2 separate regions of the Mus musculus genome follow, and region 1 is linked to region 2. Evidence: chromatin loops called from intact Hi-C (ENCODE). Cell type or tissue: gastrocnemius. All regions are shown on one strand. Links, peaks and the distances in the headings refer to the core of each region. The heading gives the core; the rest is flanking DNA. Region 1 overlaps Slc9a7 (solute carrier family 9 (sodium/hydrogen exchanger), member 7). Region 2 has its middle 28 kb from the start of Rp2.

Region 1 (10,799 bases), core at 2,315-7,314, 170 kb before region 2:
GTCTCTGGACTCCTGTTTCAGTCAGTGACTTTTTGACTATATGGTGCTATAGATCACAATATAGAAGTCAAACACCCTTCATAAAAAAATTTCCTGAGTCTGGGTATGGGGACAGTTGCCTCTAATCCTAGTGGTTGGGAAGTAGAAGCAGGAGGGTCAAGAAAAAAGAAAAAGAAAGAAACTGGTCAACATCCTTCTGTCCTGACAAAACCACATACAAAAGATGTCACAAGGCTATGATAGATGAGGGTTACATAGAAAACTAACTCACTCTTACTCTCTCTCTCTCTCTCTCTCTCTCTCTCTCTCTCTCTCTCTCTCTCTCTCTCTCTCTCTCCCAGAAGCAAGGAGAGGCATGGTGTACAAATTCCTAAGGAGGGGGGAACTCTACTTGAGTCTTTTAATGTCTGGCTAGGGAGCTTCTACTTCTGGGCCCAGCTTCCACCACAAAGAGACAGGAAACATCACCAGGGCTACATGTCTGTTCCTTTTTTCCTGTAGCTTTAAGACTTTGAACTGTTCTACAAAAGTCACTGTCCTGGTCAGAGCCAGCTCATCCTAATTTCCTGTGTGTGCTGACTATTTTGATTGTTTTCTTTTTTTAGAATTCAATGAAATTTTGTATCCTGTAAAATCTCCATACTTCAAATTTTAATTTAAAAAAATACACTCTCAAACACACACACACACATTGCTTAAGCCAAAAGAATGAAAACCTTTCACCAGTACAGCCTGCATGGCACACTGAACATTCTCAAGGATAGTGACAACTGACACATTCAGACACAAGATTGATTTGGTTATAAACTGACCTTATATTGAGCCATGACAACATGGGTGTCGTGCCTCCACCAATGACCCACACAGTGAAGAAGACAATGAGCAGTGTGGTTGTGAACATCATCTGGCGGGCATACGATGCCGTGTCACGGATAGCCAGTGCAAATGCCATCGCTCCTCTCAGGCCTGTGGCAACCAAACAGGAAGGTCTTCTGGTGATGTGAGGACATGGCAACAACTCCTCAAAATTAATTGTCACATGTGGGGGTAAAAGTTCTAGCCACATGCTCTGGGAGCCAGGATGTCTAACCCAGAGAGAATCGCCTTAGAAGTGCGCAATCTTCTTTGCAGCTGGCTTTCACAGAATTTCCAGTATGAGAAAAAAAGCACCATTTTGTACAGCACATTCTAGAACACTGGCTACTATTACTATTTAAATGGTTCTCTTGCTAGTGAGATGAAAGAAAGAGAAACATGCATAATAACGAGCTCTCTACGTCTTCTATCCCGTCAACAGAAATGCTGGCTGAGTATGAATATATCCGATGCACACTTGTGGAAAACAGGGTGTTATTTTTCTTAGCAAAGGAGAGAGTACCTCACTGAATAGTGAAAAGACAGGTTGACCTGTAGCAGGGTTTTTGAGACAGGGTCTTATATAGCACAGGCTGACCTCAAATTTAATATTTACCTAAGCATGTTTGAACTCCTGATCCTTTTACCTCCCCCTTCCTAGTCTGCGATTATACATATGTGCTACCAAGCCCAGTTGATTATATTTTAATCATATCACTGTTGGCTAAATAAAATGTATTTTCTTTATATATACATGTATGTATATATATTTACCTGAAAACATCATCATGTGTTGAAAATTCCAGCCAATCTTATGCCTTCTGCCCAAGTTGAGGAAGAAGGAGAGTGGGTAGATATGTGCAGCTCTTCCCAGGAAGATGGCAACCTGACCACCAGGTGATAAGGAGCCAACACATTTCCAGAACGACACTTCAAAACACTCTGATTGACCATAAAATTTGAGCAGCTACTCAGAGAAGCTTGATTTCCCCCTACAACAATCCCTCAGCAACAAAATGGGAGTCATTTGGTCAACTTTTCTACTTCTTAGTTCATTAATTTCAAGCTTATAAACACATTGTAACTTTTGAACTAAACTGAACTGGTATTGGCAGATTCCTCAATTTCTCAAAAAAATGAGCCCAGAAATAATCTAAAGTATGATAGCAGGAGCATGGGCTAAATGAAGCACACACTATGTTGGGCTCTATTTAAAAGAGAATGGCAAGAAAGAAAAGTAAGCCTAGATTCGAACTGTAGAAAGTTTGCTGGGAAAGAGCCAACAAGCTTCATTTGCAAGCAAACATCAGGGAGTTCAAGGCCCAGGGAGCTCAGGAAAATTAGAAGTGAAGAAACTGCGTATTCTTACCACAAACAGACATTCTCTCATACAAATTAACGCAGAGAGAGTTCTCTGCTTATGTAGCTTTACTGCTCCTTGGGAGTGTAAAATGTAGAAAAGGATGAATAAGAAAAAGGGGTTCTGCTGTGAAAAGCAAAGAATTCAGGGAAACTGGTCATCTTTTCCTTGCCAAGTTTAAACAGCACCCAACAGAGAGAGCTGCCCAATCCCCTGGTCAGAGAAGGAAACTCAGACAGGAGCCAGCAAACAGAGCTTCCGTCCAGCAATGCACCAGCTGCAGGAGCCACAGCTGTCTCAGACAGAAGCCAGGGACAAACTATCTTCTACTTCCTCCAGGGTAAAGTGCAAAGTGTTTTTCTGCCTTTTTTGTTTTTTCTTTCTCCTTTCCTTGTTTGATTTTGTTGTTAACAAAAGGAAATGACAGTGCTTGTAAAGCACATTCTACTCAGAGGTGAAAGAAAAAGCCTCAAGTGGTCAGAAGCCTTTTTGGACTCGCAGAGGATGTGGCTCACCCAGCCAAGAGGCCCTGATCTGTAAACAAGGCCCTCCTCCCACTATCTCTTCCAGGATGCCATGCAGGAAATACAAATCAAAGCAACATGCCAAGTCTTAGTGAAGGAAAGCCAATCCCACGGAAATTAAGCTGTTTTTTAGTGACTATGTGAAGCCACTCAGTAAGATCCTAACTAGGATTCTGGCACTGTCACTATCTAGCAGCTAAGGAGGGGCAGCCCTACACTCTTGCACATGAAACCAAATTCCCAGAAGAAAAAAAACATTCTTTCTAGAAGAGTTAAGGATTCCCATGAGGCCTTGAAAAGGCTAAATAAATAAATAAATAAATGTAAAAAATCAATAGGAACAGATCTTAAAAATCCTGCCCCAGAAAAGTGACTTCAGTGACAATAGTACAATGGTATCTAAGACCATGTGAGCAAAGCCATCAGCTGCTGAGCCACTCCAGGGCACTCACATCCCTCCCTCCTATCTAACCCAAGCACCCAAAATGCCCCACTTCTGAAATATTACATCCCCAAGGGTTGACGTCAAAGAAGTTTTATCTTTTCTTCTCATCCTCTTTCTCATTCCTTCCTCCTCCCCTTCAATTCTATCAGTTTTTTATCTGTTCTTTTTTCCTCATCTCTTCCTTCTTTCAAACCTCTCTTCCTTCCTGTTTTAGAAAAAACAAAGAAGTCTCTCCCAGCATAATCTAAGGGGCAGGGCAGCTTAGCTGAAAGTATGGACACTGTCTACACACACACAAAGGCAGCATGGGTTGGGGCTACCCAAGCTAGAATCTGCAGCTGAGAGCAAGAAGAGTGGAACCTTCTAATCACTAGAACCAGGGAACTGACTCTGTTACAGCTGACATGACAATAGCGACAATAGCATATCTACAATAATTCTGGGGTCTGGCATGGTTATTGACTTTTAGATCTAATCAGGACAGAACTCTACAAAACAAATGACTGCCCAACAAACACTAGCTTAGAACAGAGAATGCCAGAAAAAAAAAGACAGCCCTAGAAATCAAATATATTCAGCTTTAGGAAGCTTCCCACCCCCACTCCCTACCCCACTACAAATACACTGAACTAGAACGGACCCAGCTACCCATTCTAATCAGAGTCAGAATCCTCTTAGTAGTTGCATGCCTTTCCCAGCAGAGGTCACTTCTGTCTACAATGTCAAATAGGAAAAGGATACAAAAGCACCGATGATGAAAATGGGGCTGAAAACGTGTTTCTGGAAGGTGAACAGTGCCAGGCCCATGTAGGAAAAGATGAAGTTCTCTGCCAGGAAGTGTAACACCTCAAAAAGCTGCAGGAAGAAGGAAAAGGGAGGCTGTGAACACTGCATTCCTGGCTGCATTCCTCCTGTCCAGCTACTTGGCAGCCCAGCGGGCTCAAGGACCACTCTTACCTGCTTGCTTCGACTTCGAGATTCTACTGACAGGTTGTTATATGTGTAATGAGCTTGTGTAATCCCACAGAAAAGGACAGCTACAACACCTGTCAAAAAGAGTTTCTAAACGTCAATGGGAAAGACGAGACCAAAAAAATCTACTGACATGAAAATCCATGGCATGCGAGACTTGCCTAACTCCAATCCTCCTTCCCTCCCTCCCCCTACCGCCTTTCATCTGCTCCTCCCTCTTTTCCTCTCTCCCTCCCTCTCTTACAGGCCCTGCTGCAGCCCAGCAGTAAACCTACCTGTAAACCCACAGGCTTCCGCCAGGAGAAAGGTACTCCAGGACATCAGGAAAAAAAGCGCTGTCTCCAGCAGGGGGAAGCAGTGCAGCTTAGTAAACTTGGTCACGTCAGCACCAGGTTAAGGACAGCAGCTCTGGGCAGGGGCAGCAGGGACACTTGAGATCCCTATTCTTTTAGTCTGAGAGCCCCCTCTCTGAGGGCCAGCCATTCCCTATACATCCTTGGAGGGTCTTATCTCTTATTTTAAATGTTACAATGTTGGGATGGAACTTAAGAGCCCAAAATATGCTATGCTAGTACTCCATCCACCATTGGGCCACACATCCCTGACCAGATATTTATTAATTTGTTTGCTTGCTTGTTTATTTATTTATTTCCTTCCTTTCTTTTTGAGACAGGGTTTTTCTGTGTAGCCTTGGCTGGCCTGGAACTCACTGTGCATATCAGATTGGCCTTAAACTCACAGAGATCCACTGGCCTCTACCTTCCAAGTGCTAGGATTAAAGGTGACACAACCACACCCGGCTCAATTTTGAAGTAACATAAATTAAAAATTAAGCTTTCTGGTTACTGGTACTGTAGATGAATTGTAAGCACTTGCCTATCACATTAGAGGTCCTATATTTGATCATTCCTCTACCATACAAATTAAAGAAACCTTCCAGTAGAATACAGGTTACCAGGACCAGAGCCAGAGTGCAGAATTCCTGTTGAATTGGCACAGAGGGCCTGTCTGAGATGAGGAATAGCATTCTTGGAACAGGTAGCAGGAATGCCTAGACAATACAGGGAATTTAGTGTGAAACAGTTCACGTGTGTGTGTGTGTGTGATACACATGTTCGTGCTAAGCAAGCATGTAAAGGTCAGAGGATATCTTGTAGGAAGTAGTTTTCTTTCACCACATAGGCTCCAGGGATCAAGCTCAAGTCATTAGGCTTGGTGGCAAAAGCCCATAACTATTGTGCCATCTTGCTGGCTCCTGTACTTAATAACTAAATTGTGTACTGAAGCAATTTTTACTATATATTGTGTTTTTAAACTTAGTAAAGTAAGGAATTCAAAGAAATAGAATTATGTACCCTAAATGGGTGGGTTGGATAGTACATGAATTATTATGATGCTATGAGTAAATATGTTGCTACAGGTTTGACTTGACAGGTTAGTCCTCATAGAGCTGGAAGGCCTTAGGCAGGCCTGGGAAGACAGACTCGTCAGGCTCTGATCCCCATGGATCATTAAGACCTGATCCAGGTATGGGACAAAAGAGAAGAAGTCTGTAACTTCTGAGACAACAATGAGGTGCTGGGGTCTACTTTTAAGAACACCAGGGATCTCCCTTCTCCTACTGCCATTCAGTACACCATCAAAAGAACGATCAATCTAAGATTCTGATCTGAAAGCAGGAACTGAGAACTTGCTCTTTGCAAACTAATATGTGTGTGTGTGTAAAACCAAGTCACAAATAAGTTCACTGAGCAATTAAACCCTCAGTACCAGGGTCTTTAAACAAACCTATCTTAATTTGTGCTACTGACATAGAAACTACTGGCTACTTGTGGTTTCTCAACACTTAAAATGTAGTTAGTTAGGTATACCTGAGATTTTACAAAGAGCAAAAGACACATGTCTCAAAGACTAGAACAAAAACAAAATAACTAAAATTTCACTAATAATTTTTCCACATCATTACTGGCTGCATGTAAAATGGATATCTTATGTATTACACTCATTAGTAATGCCAATCAAAGAGGGTATTGTGATAGAAGATTCAGCACATATGTAAAGGAACTGCCAACTCTTTCCATGTTTTTCTCCTTTTGTTTGCTTGTTTGAAACTAAATATCATACCATCTTTTTTGCAATGGACTGTACAATAGGAAGTCTAGTAATTCCCATCAATGGCTCCAGGCTAGTTATGGCTACCTGAACAGCAGACAGCACCAGGCTAAAGTGCTGTCCAACTAGTGGCCACTGATTATAAGCCTCCTCTGGATTCCTCACTCTCTTCAGCCCTATGATTGACGTCCCAACTGCGTTATAAGAAAGGGGGAGAAGCAGCAGAGGTAAGGACAAAGAGAGTTAAATTCCCCATCTTTAAATTTTTATTTGGTATATTATGTTTCATTGTATATATGTTTGATTGCATTTTCCATCCTTCCTCGCATTCTCTTTGGACAGAATTTATTTTACTTATCCTTTAACAATTTCATACATGCTAACAATGTACTTTGATCATGTACACCCCAATACCCTCCCCCATTTCACTACCAATTTTTCTATAACTCGGAGAGTCCAATTTCCTAGAGGTTTTTCTCAGATTCTTACTTGGGGGCTCAATCACTACGCATGACCCATCTTATCGGTAGTACCACGTCTCAAGAGAACGATCAATCTAAGATTCTGATCTGAAAGCAGGAACTGAGAACTTGCTCTTTGCAAACCTAATATATATGTGTAGCAAGGCAGGGGCCAAAACATTTTTTTAAAAAGGATATTAGAGCAGTAACAACACCAGTTACAGCTCCCATGGTAAAAGAGCCACTAAATATACCTAGGAAAATGCCAACTGACTTAAAAAAGGCAGCAGCATCAAACGCATGAGTGTTTAGTCCTGCTGGTTGATAGGCAACAATAGACCTGTAGAGGAAAGAGAGAGAGAGAGAGAGAGAGAGAGAGAGAGAGAGAGAGAGAGAGAGAGTTAGTTTTTTTTTTAAAAGACCACACTGGTTTTACAACACGGAACAGTGAGCAGGCCCCACCCCCACCCTCCTTGACTATTTTAGTTTCCATAGTTCTAGTTCCCCAAGGTCACCTCAGTCTAAGAATATCAAGTAGGAAATTCCAGAAATAAACTATTTATAAGTTCTAAATTGTATACTCTTCTCAATCGCATAATGAAACCTCAAATCATCTGGCTGAATCTGCCCATGACTTGAATCATTACTTTGTGAATATATTCCTACAGTATATGCTACTTGACTATTAGTTCCTTAGAAACAATGTGTTGAGGTTATCAGACTGCAGCACTTATGTACAAACAACCTTTATTTTACTTGGTAATGCTTCCAAAGAGAAAGAGTAGTGTTGCTGACATTTTGGATCTGACAAAGAGAAACCATAAAGTGTCACATATAAGTAAAAAGATGAAAATACAATTAAGCACAACTTTTAACAATTAAAACACATTATTATAATTGTTCTACTTTATTATTAGTTATTGCTAACTTTCCATTTGTCTAATTTATACACTGAAGTTTATCATAGGTATGTATTTGTTTTTATATATGTATATATGCATGTATATGTGGGAATATCATAAACAGGGTTCATTATCATCCATGATTTCAAGCATTCACTAGCAGTCTTAAACTGTATTCCTGGAAGATAGACTCTCTGTAACTGAAAATATCAATAAACATGGTCTGCCAAGCACTGACCAGAGAAAATACATTTAATTTAAGCTGCAGCCACCATGCTATGCTGGTGTCAGCATCCTGAATGCTGCTGAGGGACAGAGCCAGAAACATTAGCCCACCTGCCTCCTCCCCCAACCCTACAAAAATAGTTACTTACGAGGATAGTACAATGGCAACTGCATCATTCAGGACACTCTCTCCAAACAGAAGAGCATAAAGATCCACATCTGCATGTAGTTCGTTAAAGATTGCCAGCACAGTCACTGAAATGCATGCCCAAAGCACAGAAATTAGTTTTGGTTTCTGCTCTTAAACCACTGGCTCCAGATTTTTAGAAGCTATTTTATATATTAAGTGGGACAAGGTGACTTGGTAGCCAGCAAATGAATCAAAGACAGATGATTTGTCTGATGGGAGGTAAACCCAGATGAGGTTTGATGTGGTCATTGAGACTGAAGATGCCTGCACCTGAGTACACTACTGTCTGTCCTACTCCCGCCATACATCAAAAATATGTTCTATAGAACTGGAGGAAGCACTTATATAATTTGTCTCTTTTGTGGGTTGGCAAATGTTTAAAGACAATTCTATCGTATTTTTTGACCTCTATGATCCCAAAACCCAGCACCAAGTCAGGGAACAGAGAAGACTGTGATCAAGGCTTTGCCCATGCAAATAGCTGTAATTATACTTGTTAGGGGGTAAAGAACTAAGAAAGGGTCTCTTATATAGCTCAGGCTGGCCTGGGACTCACAATCCTCCTGCCTCACTTCCTTGATTGTTGAGATTACAGATATGAATCCCCATGCTTAGTCCATAATTATACTTCTGTCAGTTTTTATATTTCTGAAGCTCTTAAGAATCAACTGTTCTCTGAATTAGTAGTTCTCCAATTTTTAACCTCTAAACTCTTTTATATTCTAGAGCCTATGCTCCCAATGCTGATATTTATTGTATTGACTAAAGCAGAAAAATAAGTATTTGTGCATTTAAAATAACAATGACCTTTTATGCACTAACATGAAATATTTTAATAAAAACTACACTTTATAAAATAAAATCAGAAAGGAAGGCATTGGTCTACATTTTTATAAATCCCTTCAAACTCTTAGATTAACAGAAGGCAGATGCTTCTCACAGTTGTTTCTATATCTAAGGGACAGATATCATTTTCTTGCACAACCTCTAGAAAATCCCACTGTACACATGGGAAAGAAGAGAGTAAAAGGGACAAATAACGTATTGATGTTATTATGAAATCACTTTTGGCCTGGTGGCCCGTGAAAGGGTTCTTGGCACCCCCAAGCATACCCAGAGCATACACACTGTGATTTACTGCTAGAGCATGGTTTCTCAACTTTAGTTTTACTGGTGTTTGGGACCAGATAATGGCTTTCCTGTAGGAGCTGATCTGTGTACCTCACTATGGTTACCCATATCCCTGGCTTCCATCAGCTGGAAAGGATAGAGAAGAAGGCTAGACACAAGCATCCAGCTTACCTCCACAAGGCAATAAAGGTACTACTGAAACTCAGAAGGAGTATGGTAGAAACATGAAGGTCCTAGATGCCCAGCTGGGACAGAAGTCATGGTACCAGGCCACTGGTAAGATTCAAGATAAACATCTATTTTTGTTTAAGCCAGTATCGGCCAGGTTTTTCTGGTATATATAGCCAAAAGCACCACTACTTATGGAATTAGAACACCAAACCAAATATTTAGTTTAGTAAGTGTAAGCAAGTCAATTTTCTTACCAACAACCAATTCAAGAATTTGCCAGCCCCCTTCATTCAAAATACCCACTGTGTGAATTTTATAGTGACCTTTTTTCCTTTCTTTATAGTTTAGTCACCCAAATACATATCCTCTGACACTATCATTTTATTCTACACATTTTAAAGAAAATGGACTTTAAAAAAACAAAACAAAACAAAACAAACAAACAAAAAACCTTCTTCACCATGCCAGGCTTCCCCTCAATCCCCTTCTAGCTCTGTTTTAAGGGGCTTCATAATTTAGTTCTCTGGTGTAACAACTTTTCAAGCCTGAGACATAGAGTTTTTTTGTAATGCCTATCAATCATTTTTTTATTTGCTTGTTTGTTTGCTTTTGTCTTTTGGGACAGTGTTTTGTTGTGGTTTTTTTTTGTTTGTTTGTTTGCTTTTATAACAGAAATGGCTGTCCTGGAACTCACTCTGTAGACAGGGCTGGCCTCAAACTCACAGAGATCTGCCTGCTTCTGCCTCCTGAGTTCTGAGATTAAATGTGTGTGCCACTACTACCTGGCCTGTGTAAACCTAGCTAACCTTGAACTCACAGAAATCCACCTGCCCCCATCTCCCAAGTGCTAGAATAAGGGCATGTACCACCACACCTGGCTGTCTATCACTTTCTTAATTTCCCTTAATAACTTTTAGAATCTGATCGCTTGGGACGGCCCCATTTTCCTAGTCTGACATCATTATCGTAGCTTTCATATCCAAGTATGATTTTAATTTCATTTTTCCTAATGTTTACATGTTGTTCAACCTCAACTTGATTGTGTTACTTATATTTAATTAAGGTGTGTCATGGGTAGTGTATAGGCTCCTTTTTCTAGGCAGTGCTTTAAATAAGAATATCCTCCATAGGCTCATGTATTTAAATACTTCTTAGCCAGCTAGTGGTGCTGTTTGGGGGGGGGGGGGGATTATGGCACCCTTAGAAGGTGGAACCTTGCTGGAGGAAGTATATCACTGAGAGCAGCAAGCTTTGAGGGTTTGCAGGCTTGTCTCATTGCCATTGTCTGCCTCTTCCTCTCCTCCCTCTGCCCACTTCCTGTGCATAAATAAAAATGTGAAAGAAAATGTGATTATCCAACTTCCTGTTTCTGCTACCATGCTACACATTCCTCACTCTCAATGGATACTATCAGTCTATAATCATACACTAAAATAAACTCTGCCTACCTT
Region 2 (10,799 bases), core at 2,489-7,488:
AAATACATAAAAAAGAAATGTAAATGAAGAAAATATCTAATAAAAAATTGAAAAAAAAGACAAAAGAACACACATGATATGCACTCACTGATAAGTGGATATTAGCTCAGAAGCTCAGAGTCCCCAAGATACAGTTTGCAAAACACATGAAACTCAAGAAGGAAAACCAAAGTGTGGATACTTCAATCCTTCTTAGAAGTGGGAACAGTTGACCAATGGCTAAGTTAAACAATCACAACCACAACTGTATTATGGCTCCCAAATCTTTTGATTCTTCTTCCCTTGAGAAGCATGGCCTGTGGGCTGTGGTGGCACACTTCTTTGGTTCCAAAACCCAGGAGGCAGAGGCAGAGGCAGAGGCAGAGGCAGAGGCAGAGGCAGAGGCAGAGGCAGAGGCAGAGGCAGAGGCAGAGGCAGAGGCAGAGGCAGAGGCAGAGGCAGAGGCAGAGGCAGAGGCAGAGGCAGAGGCAGAGGCAGAGGCAGAGGCAGAGGCAGATGGATCTCTGAGTTTGAGGCCAGTCTGGTCTACAGAGTGTGTTCCAAGACAGCCACAGCTATACAAAGAAAGAAGAAGAAGAAGAAGGAGGAGGAGGAGGAGGAGGAGTAGGAGGAGGAGGAGGAGGAGGAGGAGGAGGAGGAGGAGGAGGAGGAGGAGGAGGAGGAGGGGGGAGGAGGAGGAGGAGGAGGAGGAGGAAGAGGAGGAGGAGGAGGAAGAGGAAGAGGAAGAATTTTTTTAAAGTGATTCATGTGGAAGGGTCCAGCCCACCATAGTGAGTGTCACCCATGACCAAGTGAGGAGCAAGCCAGTACACAACATTCTTCTTTAGTATTTGCTTCAGTTCCTGCCTCCACGTTGCTGCCCTGATTGAGTGTCTGCCTCATCTTTCCCTGAGAATAGACTGTGGTATGGAAGTACAAACCAAATAAACTCTTTCCTCCCAGGTTGATTTTACTCCTGGTGTTTGATCACAGCAGTAGAGCCAACTAGAACAGAAATAGTGTGACATCTTAACATGATCATACAACATATAGTGGTCACTGGCTTCGTCACCATTTCAAAATACCTAGTAGAGAAATGTTTGTAAGGATTCTAAACTTTGAGGTCCTGACTCAGTATAAAGAAAGTCCAAGTAATTTGAGGCCACCATGATGTGGGGCAGGGCAGGTCACATAGAGGACATCTCATCAAAGTGCCCAGCTAACAGTATACAAAGCTAACAGCCAGACACGTGAATAATGACTTATCAAGATTTGATTCCCCAGGCATTGAGTCACCACAGCCACCAAATCTTCCTAGCTGCACACATTGTGAAGCAGAAGTTAATGACTCCCACTGTGCTCTGTCTGAATTCCTGAGCCACAAAATTCATGGGAACAGTAAAATGGTTATTGGAAGTCACTAAGCTTGGAGGTAATTTGTTTCTGAGCAATAGTAAGCAGAATACACAGGCTACAGAGCTGAGTGTGCTAAATGCTCAAGACCATCTGTGCACACTTGCAGAGTATGCTCTCAGGCATTCTCTGGCTCTGCAGGAACCTGGAAATAGCTCAAAGAAATCCTCCCATATGGAGATTTGACAAGAGACTTTTCGAGATTTCAAGTATCATTTTTAAAATCCACTGTATGGTTTTTCAAGATGCAAGTATGTGACAAATGGAGTCCAAGAGTGAAGACAGGTCTAAGAAAGTGGCAAGTTAGTCACTCGACATGCTTTCTGAGCCGAAATACTTTGTGAATGTTTTGCAATTTCATCTAGTTGGCATCAAGTTTTTGTTTACTTTTGTATTGGCCAAACTCAGGATACAAGTTCACCCAGTTATATGAGTCAGGAAGCATATCAAGTAATCTTAGGTAAATAACTTTTAAAGCTAAAAACTTTTTTGAAGGAAGATAATCTCCCCGCAGATAATATTTCTAGATTCTCTCCAAAGAGCAGTGCATATGTATTGGTGTTTAAGAAACCCAAATGAAAGAAGTTCATTTCTTTTTGTGACAGCTGATAGAATTTATATTGTTAACAAGCAGAAGTAAGGACTTCCACTTTAGCTTTTAATTAGAAGAGCTCAACGACAGGAAAGAGGAGGGAAAACCACCGACCTCTCCACAGGTCAGGATGTGCCTGGTAATAAGTAACGCTTCTGGAAAAGTCTAAAGCCAAATTTCCCTGATATTCAATACGGCTCAAATTCCACAGGCTAAGATAATGAAAATGCGCACTTTATTATTCGTAATGTCATTCTAGACATTTAAAGTAACCAGATACTTAGGGAAGTAGTTGGAGACCAGTTTCCAAAAATATCCCTCAAGGTTGAAGGACTTTGTAGAACAGCTGGCTCCACACTTCAGGCAATCCGTTCTCCTAACCTGATTCTGATTTGCTAAACATGAAACCTGTGTATTGTAAATGATGTCTCTTTCTATTTTGTGATATTGGGAATCTTATCAAAAATAGTATGACAACGTAATGAAATCTAATACTGCGTGTGCTAATTAAAAACAAATTTTTTAAAATGATGGGGCAAGACAAGATGAAGGGAGAGAAAGCTCAGTGGCAGTCCCTGCCATTTCTGTCAGTCAATAGCATCATCCTCCTGTGTCACAAAGCTAAGAAATAGGACAGGAACTGTTATCCTCAGATAGAAAGCTAAAGACAGGGAACAGAAGTAACTGCCTACACTCATGTAATTAGAAAGGGACAGGGTCAGATTTTAAAGAGGGGAGCCTTTCATTATAAGACAATATTGCTTATTTGAATGAAAGTTAATAAAGATGGGGCCCAAAACAGTAAAAAAAAAAAAAAATTGAGAGCTACCTACCACTTCCAAGGGGAAACAAATGGATCAAGTAGATGATGAGCCCCAGGTTCATCCTTTTCTCTTCCAGCCACCCAGCATCTGCCCTTGTTATCCCAGGCACCTCCCACCTTTCTACCAAGTCTTCACATACTTTATCCACCTCTACCACAGACAACCCTTTCATTCCATACGCTAGTTAAGAGAATCTCAAAAGGTAATGAATTTCCACAAGGGAGCTATGTAAATTGCAATGTACCATCCAAATGTGAGGTATTTCTATTAGTTTTATCCTAACTTGGACTCATATCCTGTACCAACACATTCCCTAGAATGGCTTATACTGCCTTAACGAACAGAACAGATGCAATATACTTAGGAAAAAAATCCCTAAATATTGGAGAAATGTGTCTGGCATAGCGTTCATAGTGATGAGCATTTAACTACAGAGTTGAGTCATATTGAATATATTCACATGATTGTGCAACTATCACCATCATCCATCTCTAGAACTTTTTGATCATAAAAAACCCACATATTCTGCACTTACTTAAAATTAATTTCCCATTCTCCTGCCCTATAATCACCATCAACCACAATTCTATCTTTTTCTCTACGAATTTAACTACTCTAGCATGCCTATCCTCTGAGAGGCTCTACCAACAGCTGACTGACAGAAATACAGGTACTCACAGCCAAGTATTATACAGAGGTCAGGGCCCCTATTGGAAGGGTTAGGGGAAAGATTGAAAGCCTTAAAGTGGATGGCAACTCCACAGGAAGACCAACAGTGTCAACTAACCTGGACCCCTGGGAGCTCACAGAGACTGAGCCACAAACCAAAGAACATACACATGCCGTTCTGAGCCACCAACCTCCCTCCCCCACACACTTATATGTAGCAGAAGATTGCCTTGTCTGGCCTCAGTGGGAGAGGATGCGCTTAATCCTGTAGGGACTTGATGCACCAGGATAGGAGGATACGGGGGGGGGGGGGGGGCGGGGGGACTCTATCAGAGGTGAAGGGGAGGGGGGATAGGATGGGGGTAACATTTGGGATATTAATAAATAAAATAACTAATTAAAAAGATACTATCTTCAGCATACATGCATGTTATAGCAAGTGTCCAGAATTCCCTTCCCCATTAAGGCAACTAAAGTATCATTATATGAATATACTACATATTATGCATATGAGCAAATGTTCATGGACATTTATGTCACTTTCACTTATCCTTAGACTTTAAAAATCAGTGCCACCAGCAACCCATCCAGAAAGCAATGGCCTCCACCCCTTCTGATCTACTTCCTACTCTGTACTGTTATTTGAGTGTCACAACATAAGCCCCACCTTCTCTCCTTGTCCTGTGCCTTCCTCCTTGCCTTGGGCATGGCTTCACTCTTCTAACACCCTTCCCAGCTTAATCTTCCACACACCCCTGCTACCTGCCAATCACTCCAACTCCTGAGCCCTTGGTTTTACACATTGAGCTCTCATTCTAAGCTTCTAAAGGACCCTGTCGTTTTTATTCTTGCCAAGAAACGAACTATATTCTCTATCAACCTTCCAGATACTGGTTCTTAAGCCCACAGCCCCAGGTTACAGCCAGGCTTGGAGCTTTAAATTCCTCTGATATGGCTCCCTCCTGCCACCTGCTGGCCACAAACACCAATGGGATTGTTTTCTATTCAAAGGAAATCCTTCTCATTTTAATGCTTCTGACCTTAGTGACATTTCCATTACAGAATGTGACATTCCACTGTGTAATTAAATTTTTCCTTACAATATCTTCACTCTCCTGTTTTTAAAAGAAGATCTTTTAGAAAACCCATGTGTGAGTCACAGAGATTCTCATCAGACTTGGCAGAAGATAAAGAAAAAAAAATCCACTCTGTACTTGGACACTTCAATTTGCAAAATGGTAAGGGTCTCACTATATACATTACTTCTCAAAAGCTTTCTGAGAGCAGTCATGTTATAGTCCAGATGAATAATCTTCCTAGTTTGATTTCTTTTGCTATGATAAAGACCATGACCAATAACAACTTGGAGAGGAAAAGAGGGTTTATTGGGCTCGCAGGCACCAGTCACAGTCCATTCTCAGGGAAACCAAGGCAGGAACTCAAGAGGGTGAGGTACCTAGAGGCAGGAACTGAAGCAAAGGCCATGGAGGGGTGCTGCTTACTAACATGTTTCCCATGGCTTTGTTCAGCCTGCTTTCTGATCACACACCCATGGGTGACACCACTCTCAGTAGCTGAGGCCAGCTTGATTTACATAGCAAATTCCAGGCCAGCAAGGACTACATAGTGAAACCTTATTTTTAAAAAATAGATTTGAGGCAGGGCAGTGGTGGCACATGCCTTTAATCCCAGCACTTGGGAGGCAGAGGCAGGCCTGAGTTCGATTTCTGAGTTCAAGGCCAGACTGGTCTACAGAGTGAGTTCCAGGACACAGATAAACCCTGTCTCAGAAAAAAAATAGATTTGGGGACTTGAAGATATTATGGTTTGGATTTGTAATGTCCCCTATAAGCCATTTATTAAAGGCATGGTCAACAGTCTGTGGTGCTCTTAGGGCACGGTAGAACCTTTAAGGAATGTGGCTTTCTCAGAGGAAGTTAGGTCATTGTGGGTGTGCCTATGAAAGAGATTCCAGCCACCTCTTGTGCGTCTATTTTGCTTCTCAGTCACCATCTACCATGCACTCCCATTAAGATTTACTGTGCTACCACACAGGCCAAAAGAAACAGGTCAAAGTGACAGCCCTTGCTTAGCATGTATGAGGTTGCATCCCAGCACCACAAAAACATCAGCATATGTTTAGTACTTGCATATGGAAAAAAACAGGCAAATCAACCCATGCAATGTCAGGTGAATGTCTTTGTTGTTCTTTTGCTTTGTTTTTATTTGTATTGGATATTTTCTTTATTTACATTTTAAATGTTATTCACTTTTCCTGTCCCCCCCCCAAAAAAAAATCCTATCCCACCCCTCCTCCCCCTGCTTCTATGGAGATGGTCCTCCACCCACCCACCCAATCCCACCTCCCCACCCTCAATTCCCCTATAATGGGGCATCTATTGAGCATTCATAGGACCAAGGGCCTCTCCTCTCATTGATTCCTGACAAGCTCATCCTCTGCTACATATGCAGCTGGAGCCATGTGTACTCCTTGGTTGGTGGCTTAGTCCCTGGGAGCTCTGAGGGTACGGGTTAGTTCATATGGTTGTTCCTCCTATGGGGCTGCAAACCCCTTCAGCTCCTTCAGTCCTTTCCCTAACTCCTCCATTGGGGACCCCGCACTCAGTCCAATGGTTGGCTGCGAACATCTGCCTCTGTATTTGTAAGGCTCTGGCAGGGCCTCTCAGGAGACAGTTATATCAGGCTCCTGTCAGCAAGCACTTGTTGGCATATGCAATAGTGTCTGGGTTTGGTGACTGTATATGGGATGGAACCCCAGGTAGGAAAGTCACTGGATGGCCTTTCCTTCCGTTTCTGCTCCAAACATTGTCTCTGTATCTCCTCCCATGGGTATTTTGATCCCCCTTCTAAAAAGGACTAAAGGGTCCATACTGTGGTCTTCCTTCTTCTTGAGTTTCATGTGTTTTGCAAATTGTATCTTGGGTATTCTAAGTTTCTGGGATTATATCCACGTATCAGTGAGTGCATATCATGTGTGTTCTTTTGTGATTGGGTTACCTCACTCAGGATATTTTCTAGTTCCATCCATTTGTCTAATAATTTCATAGATTCATTGTTTTTAATAACTGAGTAGTACTCCATTGTGTAAATATACCACATTTTCTGTATCTGTTCCTCTATTTAGGAACATCTGGGTTGCTTTCAGCTTCTGACTATTATAAATAAGGCTGCTATGAACATAGTGGAGCCTGAGTCCTTGTTATATGTTGGAGAATCTCTTGGGTATATGCCCAGGAGTGGTATAACTAGATAATACTATGTTCAATTTTCTGAGGAACCGCCAGACTGATTTCCAGAATGGTTGTACCATCTTGCAATTCCACCAACGATGGAAGAGTGTTTGTTCTTCTTTCTCTACATCCTCACCAACATCTGAGTATTTAATCTTAGCCATTCTGATTGGTGTGAGGTGGGATCTCAGGGTTGTTTTGATTTGCATTTCCCCGATGACTAAGGATGTTGAACGTTTCTTTAGGTGCTTCTCGGCCATTCGATATTCCTCAGTTAGTGTCTCTGTATGTAGCCCTGGCTGTTCTGGACCTCACTATATAGACCAGGCTGGCCTTGAACTCACAGAAATGCTTCTCCCTCCACCTCCAGAATGCTGGAATTAAAAGCCATGTGCCATCATGCTAGGCCATATTTATTGTTCTTACAGAACTCTGGTGATGAAATTGCTAAATAATTCTCATTAATATATGTTAGTCCTCAAACAAATGCCAGTAGACTGAATCAATGTAAAGCATCTCAAAAATTGCATCAGATCTTAATAAAATAAAACAATTATTAATTAAATTCAATATCACAAAATATTTTAACCCTAGATTATTACCTTAGTATTAATTTCTAAGTCATATTTATCTGTTTACTCATTGTGTATGTGCACATGGGTGTGCCTGTGCACGTGTGGAGGTCAGAAGAAAATTTGTAGGAATCCTGGTACCAGATGGGTCCTGGAAATTGAACTCATCAGTCTAGGTAGCAAACACCTTTACTTGCTGAGCCATCTCATGGGTACCTTACTCGTGATTTACTCTGCTGTACCACACACTGTTTCTTTTCATCAACATATCCTCACTTTACATAGAAGGAAAGTGAAGCTCAAAACATTAATTTGTCTGTGATTACAGGTTCTTGGGACTCACTTCAGCAATCTGATTCAAACAAGAAAATGAAATTTCTACATGTTAACCTCACTTTCAGTTGTGTTTGCAGCCTTCACAGCACTGCCGCAGCTCTCTAATTCCAGCACCACCTCTCATTTGCTGAGCTCCAGCTGAAGGCGACGTGAGGGTAAGGAGATGCCCATACCATGGCTCTTACAAAGCAGACTGCACACAAATCCAACGGTGGTAAAGCATCCAGGAAAGAACTGCCTACAAAAGCCGCTCGCAAAAGGGCATCCTCTACTGGAGGGGTGAAGAAACCTCATCGTTACGGGCCTGGTACTGTAGCACTCCATGAAATCAGAAGCTATCAGAAGTCCACTGAACTTCTGATTAGCAAGCTCCCCTTTCAGCATCTGGTGCAAGAAATTGTTCAGGACTTCAAAACAGATCTGCGCTTCCAGAGTGCAGCTATTGGTGCTTTGTGGAAGGCAAGTGAGGCCTATCTGGTTGGCCTTTTTGAAGATACCAACCTGTGTGCTATCCATGCCAAATGTGTAACAATTACGCCAAAAAAATTTCCAGCTAACACGCTGCATATGTGGAGAACATTCTTAAGAGTCCACTATGAGGGGAAACATTTCATTCTCAAAAAAAAATTTTCCTCTTCTTCCTGTTATCAGTAGTTCTGAACATTAGATATTTTTCCCAAGGGGTCAAAGGTACCTAAGTATATGACTGCGAGTGGAAGCATAGGGGACAGAATCAGGTATTGGCAGTTTCTCCACATTCACTTGTGTGTACATTTTTAATATAAATGCAAAATGTAAAGCATTAATGCAAGCAAAATATTTCGGTAAACACATTTCAACAGTTCAAATTTATAACAATTATAAATAAACCTGTTAAAATTTTCTGGACAATTCCAGAATTTGGATTTTTTTTAAATAAGTGAATTTCTTATTGAGAGCAACTAAATGGTGTTTGTAGCATTTTTATCATACAGTAGATTCCATCCATTCACTATACTTTTCTTTGTTTTTAAAGACTTGTTTTATTTATTTCATGTATGTGAGTACACTGTAACTGTCTTGAGACACACCATAGGAGGGAATTGGATCACGTTACAGATGGTTGTGAGCCACCATGTGGTTTCTGGGATTTGAACTCAGGACCTCTGGAAGAGCAGCCAATGCTCTCAACCTCTGAACCCTCTCTCCAGCCCCAGAAATATGTATATGTTTTTAAAGATTTATTTTTTCCTTTTTTTAAGATTTATTTATTATATTTATATGAGTACATTGTAGTTGTTTTTAGACATACCAGAAGAGGGCATCAGACCTATTACAGATGGTTGTGAGCCACCATGTGGTTGCTGGGAATTGAACTCAGGATCTTAGGAAGAGCAGTCAGTGCTCTTAACCGCTGAGCCATCTCTCCAGCCCGATTTGTTTTTATTTATGGGGGCAGATGTCACATATGTGCAGGTACCTAAGGAGGCCAACAATGGGTATTGGGTTACTGGAACTGGAGTTACAGGCATCTGATGTAGGTACTTGGTACTGAACACAAGTCCTCTGGAATAACAAATATACACTCTTAACCACAGTCATTTCTTCAGCCCAGGAGTCTGTGTTTTTAATAAGCTCACCATCCAGTTTCAGAACAATAATCCAATTCAGGCTATATAACCTCTCATCTAAGTAATGACATGCCACTTCCCCTACCCTGTGTTCTCTCTCTCTCTCTCTCTCTCTCTCTCTCTCTCTCTCTCTCTCTCTGTCTCTCTCTCTCTCTCCCTCTCTCTGTTTTCAGGTTTTTTTTCAAGTCTCAGTACAACCTAAACTGGCCTCCAAGTTGCTATTTGCTTCTCACAGCCTCCAAAGTGTTGAGATTACAGGTGTGTGCAGCCACACATGGTTATTTATGTGCCTTTTGGAAGTATGTTCTTAAATATATGTGACCCCAATCTTGTCTTGTCTCTGCTTCCTAGCTACTGTTAATTCTACCAAACAAGAGTAAAGACCACTACCAAAATTAGTCGAATTCATAGCAAACCTTTTTATATGTGCACAATATAGCTGGTCTGGTGACCTTTTTCAATGATTCTGTCAGTCCTCTAGGAAAGAGGCACAGCCTGTTTCTCTCCCCTTAATCTGATCTTGTAATTTACTTTTACCAGTAGAAGGATGGAAATAATGTGTCAGTTCCATGGATTCTTGTACATTCCATTCATAGGTAGATGTTGTTAGATTAGTTGGACCACAGTAAGTCGTTTTAATAAATCCCTTTTTATACATAAAGAGAGATTTCATTCTATAAGTTCTGTCATTTCGGTTCCATGCCCGGGTCTTAAGAGACCTGGCAACTTCCTTTTTTACTTTAGAAATTATGCATAACATAACTGTGATACCCAGCTAAAAGTCTCCACCAACTTCAAAGCTATATGACCAAGGATATCTAGATCCCTTTACCACTGTGGGGCTACCTCAACTGACACCACACAAAGAGGAGTCTAGAGGGGCCTGTATTAGTCAGGGTTCTCTAGAGTAACAAAATTTTTAGAATTAGTATTTCTCCCTTACAGGTTGTGGCCCAGCTAATCCAACAAGGCTGCCTAAGAACATAATGTCCAAGAATCCTGTAGTTCTTCAGTCCATGAGGCTGGATGGTACAGCTCATCTTCAGCATAAACTGGAATCCCAAAGAAGTAGGTTCTAATGCCTGCAAAGGAATGGACTTGCTAACAAAGTGAAAGCAGGCAGGCAAAGAACAAAACCTTCCATCTTCTAGCAGAAGGTATGGCCCAAATTAAAGATCTGTTTTCCCACCTTTAGAGAGCTGGAGAGATGGCTCAGCAGTTAAAAGCACTGGCTGCTCTTCTAGAAATCCCGAGTTCAATTCCCAGCAACCACATAGTGGCTTACAACCATCTGTAATGGGGATCCAATACCCTCTTCTGGTGTGTCTGAAGACAGTGACAGTGTACCCACATACATGAAATAAATAAATAAATAAATAAATAAATAAATAAATAAATTTGGATCTAGCTGCATATGTATCAAAAGATGGCCTAGTCGGCCATCACTGCAAAGAAAGGCCCATTGGACTTGCAAACTTTATATGCCCCAGTATAGGGGAACCCCAGGGCCAAAAAGGGGGAGTGGGTGGGTAGGGGATTGTGGGGGAGGGTAT

What was found. A loop is a pair of places that touch in the nucleus more often than their neighbours do. Peaks named below come from ENCODE experiments on the same cell type or tissue, not always from the same donor. Only the 100,000 strongest peaks of a DNase experiment are listed, where the experiment ranks them.
Region 1: a loop joins it to region 2, with 8 times the contacts of the local background. A loop is called at or near these places in 29 of 42 quality-filtered maps.

What each region holds. Positions count from the first base shown.
Region 1 is chrX:20,158,003-20,168,801 of GRCm38, forward strand. Slc9a7 (solute carrier family 9 (sodium/hydrogen exchanger), member 7) reads right to left here. Exons shown (of 17, transcript NM_177353.4): 6 at 8,006-8,111; 7 at 6,928-7,069; 8 at 4,432-4,537; 9 at 4,142-4,230; 10 at 3,926-4,039; 11 at 1,630-1,741; 12 at 813-966. Among named protein-coding and RNA genes, the nearest start is that of Chst7, 100 kb to the left of the region's middle. In gastrocnemius, for the core only: CTCF peaks have their summits at 3,877 (motif pointing right) and 4,506 (motif pointing right); a DNase peak (open chromatin) is centred at 4,493; H3K27ac peaks cover 401 bases.
Region 2 is chrX:20,331,490-20,342,288 of GRCm38, forward strand. No RefSeq gene overlaps it. Among named protein-coding and RNA genes, the nearest start is that of Rp2, 28 kb to the right of the region's middle. In gastrocnemius, for the core only: a CTCF peak has its summit at 4,450 (motif pointing left); a DNase peak (open chromatin) is centred at 4,436.